Regions from separate parts of the Mus musculus genome. Here region 1 is linked to region 2. A link is a loop called in an ENCODE intact Hi-C map of the cell type or tissue named here. Cell type or tissue: left cerebral cortex. All regions are shown on one strand.

What was found. Hi-C counts contacts between places; a loop is a spot of excess contacts. Peaks named below come from ENCODE experiments on the same cell type or tissue, not always from the same donor. Only the 100,000 strongest peaks of a DNase experiment are listed, where the experiment ranks them.
Region 1: it touches region 2 in a loop (4-fold over the local background); 2 of 42 quality-filtered maps call a loop at or near these places.

The regions. Positions count from the first base shown.
Region 1 is chr3:16,038,832-16,046,831 of GRCm38, reverse strand. No RefSeq gene overlaps it. Among named protein-coding and RNA genes, the nearest start is that of Gm5150, 36 kb to the right of the region's middle. In left cerebral cortex, a CTCF peak has its summit at 3,272 (motif pointing right); a DNase peak (open chromatin) is centred at 3,291.
Region 2 is chr3:14,881,397-14,889,396 of GRCm38, reverse strand. It overlaps Car2 (carbonic anhydrase 2), which reads right to left and starts at 3,109. Exons shown (of 7, transcript NM_009801.5): 1 at 2,611-3,109; 2 at 1,366-1,563. The coding sequence starts at 2,644. In left cerebral cortex, CTCF peaks have their summits at 2,607 and 3,224 (motif pointing left); DNase peaks (open chromatin) are centred at 621, 1,549, 2,705 and 3,169; H3K4me3 peaks cover 3,578 bases; H3K27ac peaks cover 3,721 bases.

The DNA.
Region 1 (8,000 bases), 1.2 Mb before region 2:
ACTGATGTGATGCTCAATCAGTAATAAACTTGCCACATAAGCATGAGGTCAAATTTCTAACTCCAGCTTGCACACACTGGAATTATCATATTACTCAGAGCTGGGGACATGGAATCAGGAGTCTAGTCAGCCTAGCCAAAGCAAGTTCAAGTCAAGTGAGAGATATAAATGGGAGTTTTTGGAAGGGAGTTGCCTCTGCAAGGACTGACTGATTAGAATGACAGTGATGGGCAAAGGTCGTGATGCTGCAGGTACAGAGCATACTTCTAGCTTAATTCAGGCTAGCATCAACCTCCTAAATAGCCATTCCTTGTCAACTGTGTTAGACCTGACATCCTCTGACTAAGAGATCAAAACTTTTGCAATTTAACTAGCTTTCACCAATCCAAAGGCTAACAATGTCATTGGATAACAGCTGAATCCTATAGTTCTAGAGATTGTCCCATCTTGCTAAAACCACAGCAGAGAAACAAGAATCAAGTTATGGAGGTCCTCTCCCCACTTTACCCTGCCCCACCAAACACACACACACACACACACACACACACACACACACACACACACACCACACAAACACATAAAAATCATTCAAAAATAAATGGAAAAGGAAAGAGAATCAGAACTGCTTTCTTTTCTTTTTTTAAAATATTTTTATTAGGTATTTAGCTCATTTACATTTCCAATGCTATCCCAAAAGTCCCCCATACCCTCCCCCCACCCCCCTACCCACCCACTCCCACTTTTTGGCCCTGGCGTTCCCCTGTACTGGGTCATATAAAGAACTGCTTTCATATTTCTCACTGGTAGCATCAGGAACCAGAGGAAGGAAAGGGAATAATACTGAGGCCAGCAGATTTCACAGAGTGAGCAGAGACACGGTAGTGCTAGAAGGGGACCTATGTCTCCTGATACTAAAACATGTACCTTGAGGAAGCTGTAAGATGTAATGACATAACCAGCACATACTGCACATACACATGTAAGGAAGATTGCACTACATAAACAGCTCAGGACTTAAGACCCTTCCTACAGCTTTGCCTTCTCGTGTTCCAACATGCTTCTAGCCTTGGAAATGGATCTTGTTTTAATCATGTTCCTGCTTCTGTTTCCACCCACCAGTCTTTGTCCAGTTTCCCACTACAGGAAACAAGAACCTGGAACTTCTCCAGGGGAACCTACTGAACCCAGTTAGCAGTATTAAAGACATTTGAAAGAAGAGTATTATGATTCAAGGATTCTTTGTCTAATGGAATCTCATAAAATTGCAAAGCTCCTGTAAGGCAAATGACACTGTCAATTGGACAAAACAGCAACCAACAGATTGGGAAAAGATCTTTACCAATCCCACATATGATAGAGGGCCAATATCCAATATATACAAAGAACTCAATAAAGTAGACTTCAGAGAATCAAATAACCCTATTAAAAAGTGGGGTACAAAGCTAACCAAAGAATTCTCAACTGCAGAATACTGAATGGTCAAGAAGCACATAAAGAAATATTCAAAGTCCTTAGTTATCAGGGAAATGCAAATCATCACAACCCTGAGATTCCACCTCACACCAGTCAGATCAACAACTCAGGTGACAGAAGATGCTGGAGAGGATGTGGAGAAAGAGGAACACTCCTCCATTGCTGGTGGGATTGCAAGCTTGTACAACCACACTGGAAGTTCCTCAGAAAATTGGACATAGTATTACCTGAGGACCCAACTATATCACTCCTGGGCATATACCCAAAAGATGCTCCAACATATAAGAAGGACACATGCTCCACTATGTTCATAGCAGCCTTATTTACAATAGCTAGAAGCTGGAAATAACCCAGATGTTCCTTAACAGAGGGATGGATACAGAAAATGTGATACATTTACATAATGGAGTACTACTTAGCTACTAAAAACAATGACTTTATGAAATTCTTAGGCAAATGGATGGAACTATAAAATATCATCCTGAGTGAGGTCACCCAATCAAAAAAGAACATGCATGGTATGCACTCATTGATAAGTGGATATTAGCCCAAAAGTTTGGAATACCCAAGATACAATTCATAGACCACATGAAGCTCAAGAAGGAAGACCAAAGTAGTTAAGTGAGGAGAAAAGAGAGACTATTAATTTTTCATCAGCTAAACCCCAGAGATGAAGCAAGATAAGGAGCCAAGCAGGCAGGGCTGGGTCTGAAGTTTATTTGCCGTGGAAAGAAGCTTTAAAGAAGTGAGGTCATAGGGAAAATGCCCCTGACCACACTGGGGAAGAAGGCTAACAAGGATGCAGCTGAGAAACCAATTTGGTAACTAGTAAACATCTGGAGAGAAATGACAGTGAAAGCAGAACAGCAAAGACCGAGACGTAAGTGGAGCGCTATCCGGGGTCTTAGTATGTGAGACCATAAAGGGTAAGGGAGAAGGAAGGGGGGCTGAAGGCAGCCTGGGAGCAAAGCCCCGTGTATAAGGCTTGGGCACAGTGGGAAAGGAGCAGGAGAAGGAAGAGACAATCCAGGAGAACAGGGAGTCTTGGAGCCCAAGGAAACATCCCCTGCCTACTGGAAGAGTAGCTCTTGACTGATGAGCCGTCTCTCCATTCCCCCATTTAAACCTGTGCCTTATGTCAGACCCCCTTCCTGGTGCAGCCACATTGAATAAATTTCTCTCTGCCTTTGACTTTCTCAGCTCCTTGACTGGCCTACTGAGGACAAGTGACTGAGCCTAGTTATTAAGACTGCCAGAGCTCTAATACCAAAGTAAAATCCAGCCTGGAAGCTGTGACTCGATTGCTGGGGCCAGAAGTGTGCTAGACTGAAAGGAAACAGCCCTTTTGGTTTTAAAGGGCTAAAACCAAAGGATGAGCAAGCCTGAGGGCTTCAGACATGAATCTCTAACTTTCTTTCTTTTTTTTTTTTTTTGTACTAGAATTTTCAATAGTAATAGAACTTACAGGATGATTGCTCTCTTATATAGAAAGGAGATTTCTAAGAATGATTTACAGGCTTCATTCAAACTAGTGTGGCAGTAAACAGAAAGTGCAAGGATCCAGTAGTTGCTAGGATAGTGAGGAGGGAGCTGAGGAAATCAACCCAGGTAAACATCCTCAGAAGGCAAGAGAGGGCCAGACAGAACCCTCAGATAAGGGATAGAAGTGACTCAATTATCCTTAGAACTTAAAATAGCATGAAAGGATGGGCAGAAGCAGTCATGTTGCCAGCACTGATTTCAAGATATCCTTTGTTTCTCATTTTGTACTTAGTTTAATGCAGGGCAGACCCCTGCAGCAAGTAGGTAGCCACTAGGTGTCAGCCTTGCGTTATGTTTTGTCTTGACCTCAGGAAGTTCTGAGATCCAGAGTAACTAACTACCTTTTCCTCCCCTTACCTTTTCCCTCCCTGGATATTTGAATTCCAGTTTTGAATTTTGGAATGGTGGGGAGGAGGCTATGCAGTCAAGTATTTGCTGACTCACCACTAAGGCAAGACCCTCTGAGCCATAAAGAGAAACAAATGAAAAGGAGAAACTGAAGCCAGAGGGAGGGACTGTCCAAGAAAAAGCTGATATGGCAAGGAAGGGGGAGATGCTTCCAGAAAAGAGAATATGCTAGGTGTGTGTGCTGTAGAGACAGCACCAGGTCATACAGCCTGAGGCTTTCATAGAGGATGGAGGGTGGGATGCGAGTAGCAAAATATGAGTGGTATAAAATCTTCTGTTGCCTTTTTTCGTATTGTGGCTGACCAGAACTAAGTGTAAATAAGTCGATTAAAAAGAAATATAAGAGCCCTGGTAGAATCCGCAGTAGGTAAGGACACTTAAGCATGCTAGCCTGATGACACAAGTTTGATGCTAGAACTTGCATGGTGGGTCAAGTCCATGAGTTTGTGCTCTGACCTCTATACGCATGCTGCAATATACAGAGTCATCATGCACAGACAACAATAATAACATTTTAGAATGTGAAATTCAATGATGGCTTCTCATTGTCACAAATAAGAATTACCTTTATCAAAACAAAAAAAAATAGTGTTTAGTGCCTTTTGTAAATATTGACCTACATTTGATATGCAACTATGAAATGCTAAAAAAGTTATACTTTTACACAAGATATGAAGGAGGACATTTATGTTCACTGCTGGATTTTATTTTCAAAAAGCGATTATGATGCTCCTTTCTATGCTTTCAGCCCTGGATTCTCACCTTGCAGAAAAACAACAGTTTATGCCTTTGAGGTGGACTACATTGATTCATCCTTTCTTTTATGAATAATGTGGAGAAAACCACAGTATTTTCTGAAGCATTAGCATATCATTTCAAATCTTTTGTTCTACAGTCTCTTTTTGATCAGGTTTTGTGCAGCAATGTAGATTGTAAAGGTAGTGGAATATAGTTAGACAACAGGAATAATGTTTAAAACTCTATCATTCATACAAGTATTAAAATATGACAAACTCCCAGCTCTACATATTTTCCAAATTGTATGTACTATATATCAAGTCTCTGAAAAATTGCTTAGCCCTTATTTAACAAAAGAAGTCAAAGTAATCTTCTGAAGCAAGAGGAAAGAACAACTAATTGCACTAGAGTGTAGTTTGCCATTTCAATTACAAAAGTATTTGTAATGATTTGTTTAACTCTTTGGTCCTCCTCATTTAGAAGTTATAAATTAGAAGGACACAGGAGCCCTCTGATAGTCCAAGCCCCATCTGAAGGTAAGAGCCACTACTCAGCACGACATGATTGCTGACAGTTAAGAAAATATATTCCTGATGGTTGTTAGATCATTTGAACATGATAGGGCAACCCTGTTAGATTGCTTGAATCCTTATTGTAAAGTTCTGATAACCAATTTTTTTAAAAGAAAGAAACAAAAAGAAATCTGAACATATCATGAATCAAACAAAGCATGCATTTTTTTGTTTTATTATTTAATTAAAAAGTAGCCTTTGTGCATTAGTTGGAAAGCTCTGCCTTTGTATGTGTACACCAGAAGAACATGCATCTCTGTTTAGTTATTTGTGTTATCAGAGTCCAGTACATGGCCTTCAATAAAGCACCCTTAAATGGAGGTGTTGGGTGACTGAGACCTCACTCAGGAAAGATTCAAACTATGAAAAGTAATTTTAAAAGGCCTAGTACTAGTTGTGGTGATGCATACCTTTAACCCCAGGACTCAGTATTCATTAGCATGCAGGACTCTGAGTTCAAGGTCAGCCTGGTCTATAGAGCAGGCTCCAGGACAGCCATGTTTAATGAAGAAAACCACTGAATACAGAAAGCTGGTGAAGATGTAATTCAAAGAGGTGGCCATGTTCTAGCCCTAGCAAGTAGCAAAACCTGGCAGTTTTGGCCACATTGTTCTGGTTTTAGAGCCAAGGATAGAAGAAAGGAGTTATGGAATCTCCCTCTGTGCCTAAGCAAAGTCATTAAGGATAGCTGTGTCACAAGGGTAACCCTTCATCGAGGCCTAGAATGGGTATTAGGCGAATCAGTAAAGATGAAGCCTGGATTGACATGGAGACCCCAAGACATCAGAGATATTAGAGGCATGGGATGCCTGTTGAGAAAAGTTGATAACAGGGAGTAGAAACAGCTCAAGAGAAAGAAGTTTTGCAGTCAGCAAAGCTGAGAGGAGTTGGAGATCTGAAAAATATTTGGACATGAAGATGTAGAATTTGAAGTTTGCCCACCTTGTTTTTGGTCTTGCTTTGGTCCACTATTTCCTCACTGTGCTTCCTCCTCTATAATTTGGAATGGTAACATATATCTGCTGTAACTGTATTTTGTAAGTATGTGATCTGGTTTTAATTTATTTTTTTTAGGGTATTACAGTTAAGACATTTCATGAATCTCAAAAAAAGACTGAACTTAGGACTTCTAGACTGTGATAGACAAAAGTGAGTTTTGTAGTTTGACTGAATTCATTGTTGCATTATGTATCGCTACAAGCCTAAGGAGCCAGGGAGTAGAATGTGGTAGTTTGAATAGGTATGGCACCAGTAGACTCCTGTGTTTGACTGTTTGGCCACAGAGAATAGCACTAGTAAGAGGTGTGACCATGTTGGAGTAGGTATGGCCTTGTTGGAGGAAGTATATCACTGTGGAACCTGGCTTTGGTGTCTTCTATTCTCAAGCTTGCCCAGTGTGATACACAATCTTCTGATGCCTGCAGATCAAGATGTAGAACTCTCAGCTCCTTGTCCAGCACCATGTCTGCCTGTATGCCATCATGTTTGCTACTATGGTGATAATGGATGACAACTCTGATATTGTAAGGTAGTCCCAATTAAATGTTTTCCTTTATAAGAGTTGATGTGGTAATAGTTTTTCTTCCCAGCAATAAAACTTTTACTAAGTCACTGTTACTATACTCAAACTAAATGAATGAGTTAATTTTTGTTATAGGATCTACAGAATATGAGAGTTAAGAATGCTTGCTTGAGGCCAGACAAGAATCTCTCCAAGATCCTTTCTGTACAAGTAGTTATAGATTTCCTGTTGAAGAATGGCACCATATTTTAGGTTTATGATGACATGAAGGTGGAACCTATAGACAGAAGGTAACGCCAGAGTGTGCTTGTTAGTTCTATAACCAGAAGGCAACAAATTGGCTGTCATTGAAGATTTGTTTCAGGCCTTATCTAACAGCATGGCAATGTATTTTTTCTTAATGTAGCATTGTAGCCTCCACCAGCTTTGAGTAGGCTGGCTTTGACCTTGCTGCCTCTGAGAATGAGATCACCTGGGATGGAGCCTTCCGACTTAGATGGCTCTATTGTTCTGTCACCTGCTGCTGTTCTTCTCCAAGACACTGCTACCTGCTGAGAGGCCCTTGAGACAAAGTCCAGCAGATTAGAGACAGCATCCCTCAGATCTGCCTACAGGCTGGCAACAGGCATCAAGGATGGATTGGCAGGGATGAGCCTCCCTCCTTTATAAGCACAGACTCTTAGTAAACTTCGGGGGCCTTGAACAGAAACATGTCTTGGCCTCCATTATTTCCCTCACCATTTCATTCCATTCAGCTCTGGCTTCCCCACTCAGGAACCCAGTTAGTGTGGCCGCAGGCGGCGCCCAAACCGGGACCTGAGTACGGGGTGGATCAACTAAGAGAACACTGTCTTGGTAGAGCTCTACAAAAAAGTTTAAGAAGATGTATCAGCCCGGCATGGGATGCAGAGGCAGGTGGATTTCTGAGTTCAAGGCCAGCTTGATCTACAAACTGAGTTTCAGGACAGCCAGGGTTACACAGAAAAACCCTGTGTACTGGCTAGTTTTGTGTCAACTTGACACAGCTGGAGTTACCACAGAGAAAGGAGCTTCAGTTGAGGAAATGCCTCCATGAGATACAACTGTAAGACATTTTCTCAATTAGTGATCAAGGGGGAAGGGCCCCTTGTGGGTGGGACCATCTCTGGGCTGGTAGTCTTGGATTCTATAAGAGAGCAGGCTGAGCAAGCCAGAGGAGGCAAGCTAGTAAGGAACATCCCTCCATGGCCTCTGCATCAGTTCCTGCTTCCTGACCTGCTTGAGGTTCCAGTCCTGACTTCCTTTGGTGATGAACAGCAGCATGGAAGTGTAAGCCGAATAAACCCTTTCCTCCCCAGCTTGCTTCTTGGTCATGATGTTTGTGCAGGAATAGAGACCCTGACTAAGACACCCTGTCTCGAAAAACAAAAAAACAAACAAACAAAAAAACAAGAAAAGAAGAAGAAGAAGAAGAAGAAGAAGAAGAAGGAGGAGGAGGAGGAGGAGGAGGAGGAGGAGGAGGAGGAGGAGGAGGAGGAGGAGGAGAAGGAGGAGAAGGAGGAGAAGGAGGAGAAGGAGGAGAAGGAGGAGAAGGAGGAGAAGGAGGAGAAGGAGGAGAAGGAGGAGAAGGAGGAGAAGGAGGAGAAGGAGGAGAAGGAGGAGAAGGAGGAGAAGGAGGAGAAGGAGGAGAAGGAGGAGAAGGAGGAGAAGGAGGAGAAGGAGGAGAAGGAGGAGAAGGAGGAGAAGGAGGAGAAGGAGAAGAAGGA
Region 2 (8,000 bases):
CCCACTTCTTTGGCACCCTCATCACTTGAGACAAAAACCTGGCAGCTTAAAACAAAGGATCTGTAAGATTTCAGCCTCCCACTAGCAGGCCCCTGCTGATAGACAGGCTCAACAAGTTCTGAAGCCTACTCTGGCCACACACAGTTCTGGACCAATCAACCATCCTAGCTTCCTCCAAACTGACCAACCCTGAATGACTTGTCAGGTTCGAAAACCCCTGCACTGGAGAAGAGATTTTTTTTTTTTCTTTTTCGAGACAGGGTTTCTCTGTGTAGCCCTGGCTGTCCTGGAACTCATTCTGTAGACCAGGCTGGCCTTGAACTCAGAAATCTGCCTGCCTCTGCCACCCTAGTGCTGGGATTACTAAAAACCCACCTTTCTTCAGCTGTTAATTCTGACTGAGGTATTTGAGATTTCTCTGCTGCTTTTGAAACATAATGGCCCGCCTGATTGTAATACTTTAATTATACATTATATAGCATGCTATTATTCAGCATGGTCATTAGCTCCAACTCTGACAGCAATAGTAGCTGTTTCCTCTGTCTTTGTCCTTTCCCTCTAAAATACCCCTTCCTCCAATCCACTAGCAAACAATGTGTTTACAGGCCCATTTCATTCAGCGACCTTCAAAGGAAAATATTCAGGAAAATAGGACACTGGCAATTAAGTCAACCAGCAGGCCGTAAAGGCAGCCACTGTGTCTAAATGGGACTGGGTCTCCATTTTCTAAATAAAGAAGAAAGCATTCACCAGCATCCTGTCAGCAGGCCCTATTACAAATAAATTATGGTAATTGGATTTTTTTTTTTTCAGTAACTGCCTAAGCATATCCAAACAACTCTGAAAAATCTTCACTGTGGAATAAATTTTTGAACGAGATACTTATATCTTTATATACTCACCCTATGTCAACACTGACAAATACAAACAATATTTACCAAGAGCTTCAACCTTTTAAATATTCAGATTATGATCACTTTCTGCGCTACTGACTTGAAGGCAGTACACATTAGGTCATACCTACTGAGGATAGCTCTCATCTAGGAGGACAAATGTGTTAAAGGGAATCTTAAAAGTTTAAAATTTCGTGAATTCCCTGGTTTCTGTATTGCTAAAGACCTGACTTGCTTTCTGTGACATCCCACAGGCACCTTGCCTGATGCCCTACATATCTGACAGTCCCTGAGGACACTTCACAGTAATTAGCCTACTTCTAGGACCTATGAAAGAAATCAGAGTGACATCTCAGCTTTCGGACACAAATTGTGGTGGCAGGGACCTCCTGCCGGTGTCCCTGTATTTTCCATTAAGACCGAAAATAACTATTGGCTAAAAAGCCCGATGGATGTTTTCCTAAACACTGACCTGCATTGTCCTGAGAGTCATCAAACTCAACGTTAAAGGAGTGGCCGTTGTTGACAATGCTCTTGGACGCAGCTTTATCATAAGATATGAGCAGAGGCTGTAGGGCAGGGTCATGCTGGGCAGTTGCTGTGTCAATGTCCACAGGGGACTGCCGGTCTCCATTGGCAATGGGGAAGTCCTTGTGCCAGTTCTCTGGTCCTAGAGATGAGAAGAGAGCTGTTAGGTCATTGCTGTGGGAAGGGAGACACCAGCCACCGGAAGCCACTGGTGTTTCTAGACAGTCTGCTCAGTTCAACATTCGGAGGTGATACTAACTTAACATTTAGGAAAACAAAATGTGCCTCAGTCCTTTTATTTGTAACATGGGGTAATAATATTCCAAGTCTACCTCATAAGGCCAACACGAAAATTAGAGTCAATATACATCTATTTCTTAACATTGTCAGACAAGCGTTAGCAATTTTGAGATCTTTTCACTCAAATTCGGTGACTAATACTAGACAGAACTACTGAAAACAGAGTGGTCTGACTGGGGATATAAGCCCTCTTGTGACTGAGTTTGGAACATAGATTCTAAGGCATTATAACAGGTCTGAGAACCTCGTGCTGCCACACTAGGTGACAGTAAAGACCGTATAGACCAAAACTCAGGCTCAGGCCCCTCCTTTAGAACTATCTTTGCTGGGAAGTTCACACAACCACAAGCCAGTGCACCTTCTTTTCCCCTCAGATGGCGTCATATACCAAGGCCTTTGATCTGGAAGACGTCTAGGTATCTGCGATTGACCTTCTAACACTAGAAGTTGAAAGATGCATGGAAAACTCGCAATTAGACCCAAACGGGCTCCAGAAGATGCCACAACAAAGTGCGCTGGGAATCTTAGCCACAGTGCAGCAGATACAGACGTGAAGGGGACAAGTGTTTCCCCTTAACCTTTCTGCTACACACAAGTAAAATGTTAGTTACAACCCTTGCTCGATTCTGCCTAGGTTAGCCTTGGGTGACCGGCTGTGGTCCCGATAGGTATTGTCGTCGGGTGTTGCGTTGGGTTATCCCTCCCAACCCCTGTGCGCGGCCAAGCAAGTTTGAGATCAGATCCTAGAGAGCGCTCTGAGTCGGGCGCCAGGGACGTACCAGAGCGGAGACCCGGCATCCAAGCTGCGCTCCGGGATCTGCGGAGCGAGGCAGGTGCCTGAGCCGAGACCCGGAGCGCGCGGCCCGGAGCGCGCGGCCTCCCCACTCACCGTTGTGCTTGCTGTATCCCCAGTGGTGGGACATGGTCACGCCGGTGATTGGGGCAGAGCAGAAGTTGTCGTCCGTCTAGCGGTCCTGCAGTGTGTGTCGCGGGTCGCACCGTCCGGCTTTTATAGGCTCCCGCCAACTTGGTGCTCTGGGCGGCCCAGGGGAGGGACCGAGTGGACCTGAGCAAGGGGAGGAGACCGTGGAGGTGGCGGACGGAGGTGACAGGCAGAGGTGACAGGCGGAGGCCTCGGTGTTCGAGGGCCCCCGCACCTTGCTTGGGGCGGGGCGCCCTCCGGCTGCTCTCCGCTTCTGCGTCCGACCCGCTCTGCAGCAGCTGCGCGCTCTCCAGCTCGCCCCGGCGCTGCGCAGCCTCGCGGGCCGGCGCCCCTACTCCCCAGCCCCATTGTGAGCACCGACCTGGTCACCCGCCCGCACAGCGGGGCTCCGCTTCCCAGAGCTGGCGGGCCAGCCGGCCACCCGGCCGCGGCCCGCACGCACGCGGCTGCGGAGTTTGACCTTGGGCGGGGAGCGTCCTAGAGGCTCCGGGAGCGGGGATCCTGGAGCCGGGAGCGGGAAGCGGGGGGGCCCCCTGCTGCCGGGCTGCGGGAAGACGACCCGGCTTTGCCGCCAGGGCGCCCTCCAGCTTCCCGCTTGCTCCACAAATTAACCCTAGGCACCGAACTGTTGATGTAACATAACCAACAATTCTCAAAAATCGCTTTGCTTTTTGGAATTGGATTTTAAAAATGTCTTCCAAGGAGATGAGAACTTCCCCTTCCTGGCAAAGGAATTTGTATTTGACAAGCCGAAACCAACCCCCCCCCCCCAAAACAAAACAAAACAAAAAACACAAAACTTAAAAAATAGAAAAGAAAGGTAGCTGTATGGCTTCCCAGGGACCGTGGGTGTCCCGGGGACACACCTTTCAATGTTCTTTTTGTGTATTTTTATTTAAACATTTCTCTTCACCTAACACTTTTTTTCTTATTTGACTTTGAGAACAATTTTTTTGTATTGAATCTATTGTGGACCTGAGGCCATATTATTTAGAATTCAAATTGAGAAGGGTACAGTTTTTTTGTGTTTCTATGGAGGCACCTAGACATCACATTACCTATATATTAGAATCTATGTGTAAGTATAATGAAAAATATCTGACTACATTTTAAGTGTTCTCAGACTCATCATGTGCCTTTATTTCACCCAGTGCCACACAAAGATGATGCACATGTAGATCTCCTTGTTCTTATACTAAGACTCAGAAAATTATGGTCTTCTCTATACAAGACTCTTCAGGTTGATGTCAAAAGAAATTTTTGATGAAGAATGTTTTATAGGACCATTACAAAGTGCAATTCACAAATAGTCCCTTGCATCTGTGACACTAGAGATGCACAATTTGCTAGGGGTTTCCCATTTCCTGTTCCATTACTACCGTGCGTGGAATAAGAACAGATTTTGATGAAGTGCTTCTCAAGGCTTCAGACCCCACCAATTCTGGTTGCAGCTACGGGAATCCTCATCCTGTCTGGTACGTTTTAGTGGGAGCCAGGCTCCTGCTAGGGAGTCTCCTTGCCCACCTTTGGACAGTCAAGAGAGCATCAGGTATTATATCTCATATTCATTTTCTTTTCAAATTACAGAGGCTGTAGGCATTTTCTTTCTGTCAGGTCTTCATGATGGAGATGACTTCATAGTATCATGTGGATCAGTCACTGTCTAGCTCTGCTGTACTGGGGACATTCCTCCCAGGCAGTCATTCACTGGCTGCCAGATAGTAACACTGGGCTTGTAAAAATAAAACCAATGCTTATGTATTCATGTTTTTAGAGGGAAGAAATGTACTTCCTTCTAACCCAGGAGGTGGGGGAAATTTATGTATATATGTATGTATATTCATATGTACATATACATATTCATATGTACATATACACACATATATTCATATATATGGGTATATATAACATAATCAGAAAAAAAACATATAAAGTTACTAAGACATGTTCCAATTATGATAACAAAAAGTCTTTGAGATAAATCAGAACAAAATTTTAAAACAAAATGACAAAGCATTTGATTTACACTAAATCTAGCTAGTTAATATATTTTACAAAGAAATATATGATTTATTCAATAATTAATGAAATAAGTAGATAGTTTCATAGTCATTAAAGTATTAAGTTTTTAGTGAGACTAACAGCCATTCACTTCTTAGGACTCCTAGAGTCCTGTATGTAGACATGTCCCTAGCCTACTGTCTATGATGCAGTTTTCTAAGCTGATAGAACTATTTAATCATCAGTTTGTAAACCATCATCCTAATTTGCTGTTGCTTGCTCATGTGGGAAGTGAGAATAATTACACCCAGTTAGGACTGTTGTAAGAATTAAGTTAGTGAGTGCACATTAATCACCTGCCACCTGAAGCCATCAGAAAATTACGGCTTTGAAGTTTATCCTAAACAGAGCTGTATAAAACACAATGCAAACTATATCAAAAGTAAGCATCTGGCCAAAGAGAAAGCCTCCAGCTGACAGCTGACTGGGATATATATATATATATATATATATATATATATATATATACACACACACACACACACACACACACATATATATATGTATATATATATATGTGTATATATATATATATATATGCTTTCAGCATGTACCCTAAGGTGACTCTGAATTAAGTTTCAGCATGTCACCCATAATACTAAGATAATAATGGTATTCATATCATAAGGTCATGGTGAAAACTAGGTGCCATAACATGTAAAAAAAGGCTTGACATTATGCCAACAATTATGGCTTATTAAATATGAGTTATCATTTTTACAATTGTATTAATTGAGCTACTACTAAGTGCTACATATTTTCCATATGTTGGGGGGCTACATAAGGTAAACCCATTCACTTCCCAAGATCTCAAGTGCTACTTTGGGCCGCTACCATGTCAACTTGATGCCGATCTTCTTGGAGTCCATGATGAGTGGATGTGGAGGCTGTAGGGAACAGTGAGCAAACACAAGCAAGGTGAATTCCAGCCGTGCCAATGAGTGTGAAGCTCGAGAGCCAGGGATGAGGCAGAGTGGCACAGGATAAGAGGCCACTCTCACACCGAGAGTCCTAGAAGCCCTGCTGAAGGAAGCCCTTAAAGAACCAGTAAGGAAGGACCAGGAACAGAACAGCTCACATACAAGAAGTCAGTATAAAAGCCTGCTCAAAGAAGTTTCTAGCTTTATCACTGGGATGAAGAAAAAGAAGACAAGCAGTGACATCAGCCAGGCAGGACTTGCAGCCAGAAGGGCAGTACAGACCACTGTACCAAGGAGAGGTTTTCTGTTTAAGTGTACAAGGAAGCCAGGGGACAGATGCAAAGGAGAGAATAACACAGACTAGAACTAAGACAATTAGGAGCTTTAGGCAATCTAATTCATCTCTTCATTTTACAGACAAGACGGAGGGTCTGGGTGACTCTTGCTACCTGTGCCTTTCTGTGTGTCTTTCTAAGAATTACTTCCAGAAAAAGATCCAAGTCCCTTTGATATGGAAACTCTGGCTCTGGCTTCCCTTTTGGCCTGTGAACCTACCAGCATTCCTCTTAAGGAATGAGAGCCAGGTTTTGTGGATTTGTACTGTGTCTCTAGGTCTTACCTTCTACATAAGCCTGCATGATTTGTTCTAGTCTTCAAGCCTCCATGTTCATGTGTGGAATACATATAGCATACCCAGGGCTGCTGAGTGATAAATTTCACTTATGTGGCTTAGCTGTGGCTTCCTGTGTTATTAACTCCTCTGTTAGTGTCCCTGTTATCATCGGGAGAAGTCCCCATTTGTGAAATTAGATTTAAGCTTTCAGTGTGAGTGGAGTCCACGATAGGGCTTCAGTATAGCCCTGAGCAACATAGGCAGTCTCTTGCAACTTCCCCTGCTCCATTGTAAACTGATGAGGGAGAATTCTACTCCAGAATATCATTATAAGAAAGAGGGTCTGGAAGATCTCAAAGGCCTGGCATGGTTTCACGTCTGAATAAATAATATAATGATTATTATAATACTTTTTCACTAAAAAAATAATAGTTTGTCTTTTCTGTGCCACTAACTTGAATGGAAAAGGAGCATTTAATTAGTGTGTTTGAGTTTTTACATTCTAAACTTACTAAAAGTATTAATTTACCAACACAATTCTAAAAAATTAACTTACTAAAAGCGTGTATCCAGCAATGCAGTTCTAAACACTTCACAGCAGTCTGCACTGAAGCAGTGGCACTGGAGGACAGAAATAAGGTTCTTGAGTACAGGTCACTCAGCTAGCAAGTGCAAGAGTCAGGTGTGGACCAAACTGGCAACTCTGGTTCCGGTTTGAACCCTCAGCCACCTGTCCTTTGGCCCACTGAGAGCCAGTGCATTCCTCCTGGTCAAAGACCCTGCTCCATGATGCTAGAAGAACAATGTGTGAAAATTTTATGTGCAATCCTACTCCAGAAAGCCAGGTTGGGTCAGCATGCAGAACACTTTTAGAGCATCCTGCCAAAGTCTCTCTAAGTAAAATATGTGTCTGAGATAACATTAACATTACATCTACAAACAGTTGAGTTCAACTGCCCTTAGCAAGCTGTTTTGTAGATTAAAAAAAAATTGTAGTATGCACATTTCTAAATTTAAAGATATTTAAAAATGCCTTTGCTTTTTCATGATACCTGGTAATATTTAACTTCTATAAAACCTAAATACATCCAAAGTAGTCAATGAGTTCAAGTATGTCAACAAGTGTCCATTTTACACAGAAGTAGAATGAAATGTTAAATGAGAAAATTAGACATGTCTGTAAATTATACCTTTTAAATATTTGGTGACTCAGGGAAGCTGCCATTTATCATACACAATTCTCTAGATATAATAAAGGCGACCTCCTTTCCCAACACCGTTCTCAAACAGTTTGCCTTGTAAGGAACATTGATCATCACTGGATACATTTCTGGTTTTCCCAGTTTGGGAGACAGGGGTGGTGTGTGGCTGGCATCCAATGAGCACATTCCAAAGTGGCACTGCATATGGACCCATGTACAAGGAAAGACACTGGGACTATTAACCCCCAATTCCACCTGTCTAGTAAAATGTTCCTTACCCATTTACTCATTAGCTTCAGTTGCCCGTGGTCAGCCAGAACAGGAAGTAGTAAATGGGAAATTCCTGAAATACACAATCTATGAGATTTTTATCATCTACTATTCTCATAAAATCCGACAATGTTCTGCTTCATCCCACCCAGGATATGAACCATCCTTTATCCAGTATAGCCATGCTGTAAACACTGCCTGCCAATAGCTATTTAGCACACATCTTAGTTACCAGCTTGACTGCCCAGGTATCATAGGATTTTGCTCAAG